Regions from separate parts of the Homo sapiens genome. Here region 2 is linked to region 1. A link is a contact called in ENCODE Hi-C data. All regions are on one chromosome and are shown on one strand. Each heading gives the region's core, a stretch centred on a gene start or an enhancer-like site at or near the end of the contact. The rest is flanking DNA. Distances are from core to core; before and after follow the strand shown.

Region 1 (2,881 bases), core at 250-2,749:
GTCTCTGATTCCTTAAATAAGCTTTGCTAATACAAAACTGTTTTCTATTGGATTAAAACAACTAACGGATTTTTCCACAGGCCTTAACTTTTATAAAAATCTTGTCAATGCAGTATTAAAATAATAAGACACAATTTAAGAAAAGATCAGTTGACTTCTCCAACCACTCTATTTCTATAGCCTATGACACTATTACTTTTTTTATTTTTATTACTTTTCAACAAAGAAAAATTTCTCTGTTAAACTGAACAGCTGAAGTTTTGAAAAGGGCAGAGTATGAATTTCCTCAGAATTCAAAAACAATCAGCAACACAAGACGTGGAAACTACCTTTTGGCAGAATATACAGTATTTCACAGACCCAGGCAAGTGTATAGCAAAATCCGGAAAGTAAAACAGTAGAGGGAAATTAATAATAAATTCCACAGTATTTTTCCTAGAATTAGGAATATAATTAGACCCTCTGTAGGGATATGAAATGAAATAAACAGCAAAACAAAGAATATTCAAACAGTAAGAGAATTACTTATGTGTTCCTACCCTTGGGGCACTCCAATTAAGCTTAGGAAAGACACTGCCCCCGAGGGAATTGATAGCTTCCTGGACTTTAGTGGCAAACTCAGGAAATTCTGGTGCCTACAGAGAGAGAAGAAATCATTGGGCACGTCAATATCATCACAGTATATATATAAAACAAGATCAAAATCTCAAGGTTATAGTTTAGGGTGTTAAAAACAGAATTTAGAATACAAATTACTATCAGAATTTCTGAACCCAGCTAAATAAAATCAGTGATAAAGTACATTTACCAAAAAGAGAAATAAAATAATCAGCTGCTTAAATGGCATTTTCCAGACAATCAAAGCCTGCAAAGCTGAAATGACACAAGTCACTAGGCTTCTGAGGATGTGAGGAAGGAGTGAATGGTTCTCTGTACACCGACATAAAACCAGCATTCATCAAGAGAAAATAGACAGGTGGAATATCACCTGTAGCAATACTCTAGTTGTCAGAAATAACATCCCTACTTGAAGAGCTAGAAGCCCTTCCACTTGCAGGAAGAGTCTTAGCCATATGGTATTCCCCAAAGCCACGGAGAGAATGAAAAATAAATGATGTGGCAAACTGTATTTAAACACTGCTATTTCCAGACAAGTTTTAAAACAAGCAAAACTCAAAATGTGAACCTTAGTCAAGGTAAAACGTTCTTTCCTGTTTGGATGATTTTTAAAATGCATATTTTATATAAGCTAGTGACCAAAACGTTCTGTGTTTGTTTCGACCCGGAAGTGAATAGAAATACTGCTGTTAAACAGGAACTTAAGCCTGATGTCATTATGTCCTGCCTTGAGCCTAGGTCACTATCACAGGAGCTTATGGACATAAGAAAGAAAAAAAGGTAAGTAAGAGAGGGGGAAGTAGGGCCCTCAAGAGACATAAAAAAACAAAAACATTAACAGATTCTCCACGCAGTCATTAATTTTCATTTATACCCTGTAAAGAGGATTGCTGCCCCCTATCGGGCAACTATAAGTTCTGAAAAAATCCAGTAATCAACTTCTTCCCTAGGAAAAAAAAAAGACAGACTACATCTTGAATTAACTAAACTACACATTCCAAGATGACATCAAATAGTTATGTGGATCCCCAAGATCTAACCCAGCTATGCGAGAGAAAAAACTGTGACAAGAGTCTGAGAAAAGACCAAAGAAATGAGTTTTAAAACATGGTCATATATCCCCCAAAACAAGAAACAGCTTTGAGCAAAAGGCTAGGGAATAAAAACGAGAGCTTAAGGTCCAATTAGGCTGCCTTTCTTTCTGTTACAGATAAATCTGACCTCTAGACTGGTTAATAACTATCTATCTTCCACTAGACGACTTCAGCTTAGATACATGAAATGAGACTAGAGTAATTTAGAGAGGTTTTCAAAATGAACAGCAGCACTGAGTCCTTTATTTTCCATTCATCTCTCCCCATCCAAAGCAATTATGATTTATGTGAGGGCATTTCCTTATAATTGCCTGAAGCGGCTGACTTGGCTCCCCTACCGCTCTAGCCATAAACCCCACTTCTGTGAGATGGGCACTGGCAGTATTTCCTATGAACGGCATTGTTGCACAAACTTTACAACGGGAAAGAATTCAACTTTCAAAGACAAAGCAATTTAATTTTCCTATCCCATAAAGCTTGACATCTAAGGATTACTTTTCATGTATGCCTTTTAAAAGATGTGATCAGTCCCCTCAAATCCTCAAAATTATTCAACTTTAGGATAACCTGCCATAAGAATCCTAAAACAAATTTAAATTATAAAAAGTTTATGCACAGTCTTAAGTGGAAGACTATGTACTGTTTACATACAGCACAACCTTCTAGGTTATCTGTTTTTAGCCAGGTCTGTGAGCTACTTTACAACTTGGCAAATTCTAGGTAAGTGATAGTGACATGAACTAATTCTTACGGACAGGCAATTTCTATCTCATCTGGAAGAGGTCCAATTGTCTTTTCTCCCATACTGCAGGGAGGCAAAACCAGTTTTGCCTCATTTACATACTCATTTCAATATTCCTGATCTAAAAATATATCTTTTCTTTGGATTCTCTTTTGAACCAGTTCTAACAATCTGTCTGGTTCCCTCATGAGTTAAATAACATCTTCAACACGCATTAAAGAGTTTTATATGAGTCATGATTTTACCATTTTCTATAAATTATCTATCAAAATCACGGAACTAACACTGACACAATACAGATCTTATTCAAAATTTGCCAAGTGTCCTAGTAACGTCTTCTACAGAAAAAAAAAAAACTGAAACTTTTTTTCTGGTCCAGGCATCCAGTCTAGCCAGAATCATGGACTAAATCTAGTTGTCAGGTCCC
Region 2 (2,881 bases), core at 107-2,606, 270 kb before region 1:
AGTGGGCCCCTCGGGGCTGTAAGCCTCTGGCTCACTGCCTGTAACACAAAGATTAAACTGAGAGAGACCCCAAATTCCACGGCTCTGCTTCATTGCTGCCTTTTTATAAAATCTTGTAACAGAGAAGCTGGCATTTTGGCTGGGCTACAAAGAAGGAGTTTACTCAGCAGATAGTTGTACTAGGGTTCTCCAGAAAAACAGAACTAATAGTGTCTGTACGTGTGTGTGTGTGTGTGTGTGCACGCGCACACATGCACACGTGGGTACATGGTGCATGATTTATCATAAGCAATTATAAGAGACTGACAAGTCCCCGCCAGGTGCAGTGGCTCATGCCTGTAGTCCCAGCACTTTGGGAGACCGAGGCAGGCAGATCACGAGGTCAGGAGATCAAGACCATCCTGGCTAACACAGTGAAACCCCATCTCTACTAAAAATACAAAAAATTAGCCAGGTGTGGTGGTGGGCACCTGTAGTCCCAGCTACTCCAGAGGCTGAGGCAGGAGAATGGCCAGAACCTGGGAGGCGGAGCTTGCAGTGAGCTGGGATCGTGCCACTGTACTCCAGCCTGGGTGACAGAGCGAGACTCTGTCTCAAAAAAAAAAAAAGAGACTGGCAAGTCCCAAGACTCATAGAATTAATAGCATGTGTACGTGTGTGTGTGCACTGCATGGGTGCTTCATTTATTGTACAAAATTATAAGATGCTGGCAAATCCCAAGACCTGTAGCGTACGTCAACAAGCTGGAGACGAGACTCTCTGCTAATCTTGTGGCACTCTGCCGTGGTCCCTGGGAAGGAAACTGCCTTCAAATCAGGCCGTCTGGGTGACATGGTAGCCAGAGCCTGGGATGGACACCAAAGACTCACTCTGGGCTGAATTTGGCTCTGTTAAGCGAACAGCGCTGCTACAAGAGACAGACGCATACTCACAGGGCTATCAGGTCTTAAGCCCTAGTTAATATGCTGGGAAAAAAATAATATGACATCTTGGCATATTTAGCAATTTTCTTCTGAAAGTTCCAACCCTCCCTTATCGGTGACCCTGTTTGAACTCATGACTCCTCGAGAAAACGTTAACATTTCCTGTTTGCAGATAAAGAAGCTGAATTAGAGTTTTGAGCGGTGTGGCAGAGACGCCACAATCTGGTAGTCACAATCGAAGCCCCACCCTCCCTTCCAGGACTCCCAAAGCACCTACAGGCCCAACGAGCAGTGCCTCTGCAGCCTGCAGACCCACCGGCTCCCTGTGACCAGCCCTCCCCTCTCCTCCACCTGGGACAGGCAGGTGGCAGCAGACACATTTGCAGCTGGGGCCACCTCGCCACTGAACCTGGGGCCCAAGCTTCACCACCATTGTGCTGCCTGTTTCTACTCCCTCCCCCACGACAGGGGGCACGAGGAGCTCCACAACCAGAAAGAATCCCCAGGAAGCTCTGACCATCCCAGGAGCCACCACTGGCCACAGTCCTTCTGCTCCCCAGGGACAGCCGAGAGGCAGCCACGTCTCTCTACCCCAGGAGCTCCTCCTCCCCTAGCTCGGTCTCACTCACTCGCTGTAATAATCTGCCTTAGCCATGTTCGCTAAAAATACACTTCGCCTCTCGGTTACACTTACTAATGCATTCTATTTCAGGCCCGTGTGCATTCTTGCTTAGAAATACCCGTATGGGGAGCGGTGAAAACATGCAAGACGTGAAGGCGACTTTCCTTCCCGAAAGCCTCCTCTCTGTCCGGCTGTGCTCAGCACACCAATCTGAAAAGCAAATCTTTCCACACCAGATGGTAATCGGTGACATTACAGAAAAGGCCTGGGGTAGGAGGAGAAGGGAAGAAGCCAGTAAGGGCAGAGATTTCTGCGGGGCACACCATGAGGTACCCCTGCTTCCTGGTCATCACACCTGCCCTCCCATGACACGCCCAGCCCAGCCCCACCCCCTCCCCCCCAGAGTCACTGTGCCCACAGGAGCAGCTGCAGAGTGGCCTCTCCACTGGAGTCACATGCCACATGTTAGAAACCTGGAGAACATCTCAAGAGAGCCACAAGCTAGGCTCTCCTCCACGAGCTGCCCCCTGGAAGACACTTTCCACATCTGAGGCCAGGGGACGTCATCGCTTCCACTGCTGAGTGGTCCCCGTGAATGAGCTCACCCTCCCCGCAGCTATTTCCCTGCCTGGCTTCCACCATCTTGGAAGAACAAGTAAGCTCAGCTGCCAGTGGCTCCCTGACTTGGCTGGTGTTTCCAAGAACTTCTGCTCTCTCCTATAATTAAGGAGGATAATGACAGCTCTCCATCTCCGATCTCTGCCTTCCTGCAGGGAAGGAGGCAGAAGAACGATTGTGTGATCCCTGTTTAAAGTCCTTAATCATGTTTCTTCTTCCTGTTTTAGCCCAGGATCTCCTGTAATTGGCCCTCCTCCCTCCAAACACAGAGTTCACGCGTTTTCCTGTATCTGGAGGTGAAACACGAAGAGAGATGGCGACTTGGTGTTGCCAGCCGCAGAGCAGGCGGGGCCGGAAGCAGGGATTGCAATGCCCGGTGGGAAGCTGAAAGCAGGGAGGAGGCTGAGCCGGAGCTCAGAGCCCAGCTGGTGCATATTTATGTCTTCCTTATTGCAAAGCTCATGGGTGACAGACACTTGGATGCGCGCAGTGAAGCATTTGGAACGCCACCCAAGCCTGCCTTCTACGAGTCCAGGATTGTGGCTGCGGGCACCAACCTCACACCCCCATGAAGTCACCGGGTCACCAGCTATAAAATCAGCTCATTAAGAAAATTAAAACTGGAGGCCAAGCACAGTGGCTCATGCCTTTGGGAGCACTTTGGGAGGCCGAAGTGGGTAAATCACCTGAAGTCAGCAGTTTGAGACCAGCCTGGCCA

What was found. A loop is a pair of places that touch in the nucleus more often than their neighbours do. Pooled maps may share reads with other maps.
Region 2: a loop to region 1 is called in a pooled map, with 15 times the contacts of the local background. The contact joins two enhancer-like sites. A Hi-C loop is called at or near these places in 2 of 37 single-sample maps with no recorded cell type and 12 of 50 pooled maps.

Annotation. Positions count from the first base shown.
Region 1 is chr10:12,213,494-12,216,374 of GRCh38, reverse strand. CDC123 (cell division cycle 123) reads right to left here. Exons shown (of 13, transcript NM_006023.3): 5 at 540-635. Among named protein-coding and RNA genes, the nearest start is that of CDC123, 19 kb to the right of the region's middle. Within about 2 kb of position 1,499, at least 7 of the 41 ENCODE cell types and tissues checked have a DNase peak (open chromatin) inside an H3K27ac peak, as active enhancers do.
Region 2 is chr10:12,483,891-12,486,771 of GRCh38, reverse strand. All of the region lies in intron 1 of CAMK1D (calcium/calmodulin dependent protein kinase ID), which reads right to left. Among named protein-coding and RNA genes, the nearest start is that of MIR4480, 93 kb to the left of the region's middle. RefSeq lists enhancers at 1,354-1,613, 1,664-1,713. Within about 2 kb of position 1,356, at least 16 of the 41 ENCODE cell types and tissues checked have a DNase peak (open chromatin) inside an H3K27ac peak, as active enhancers do.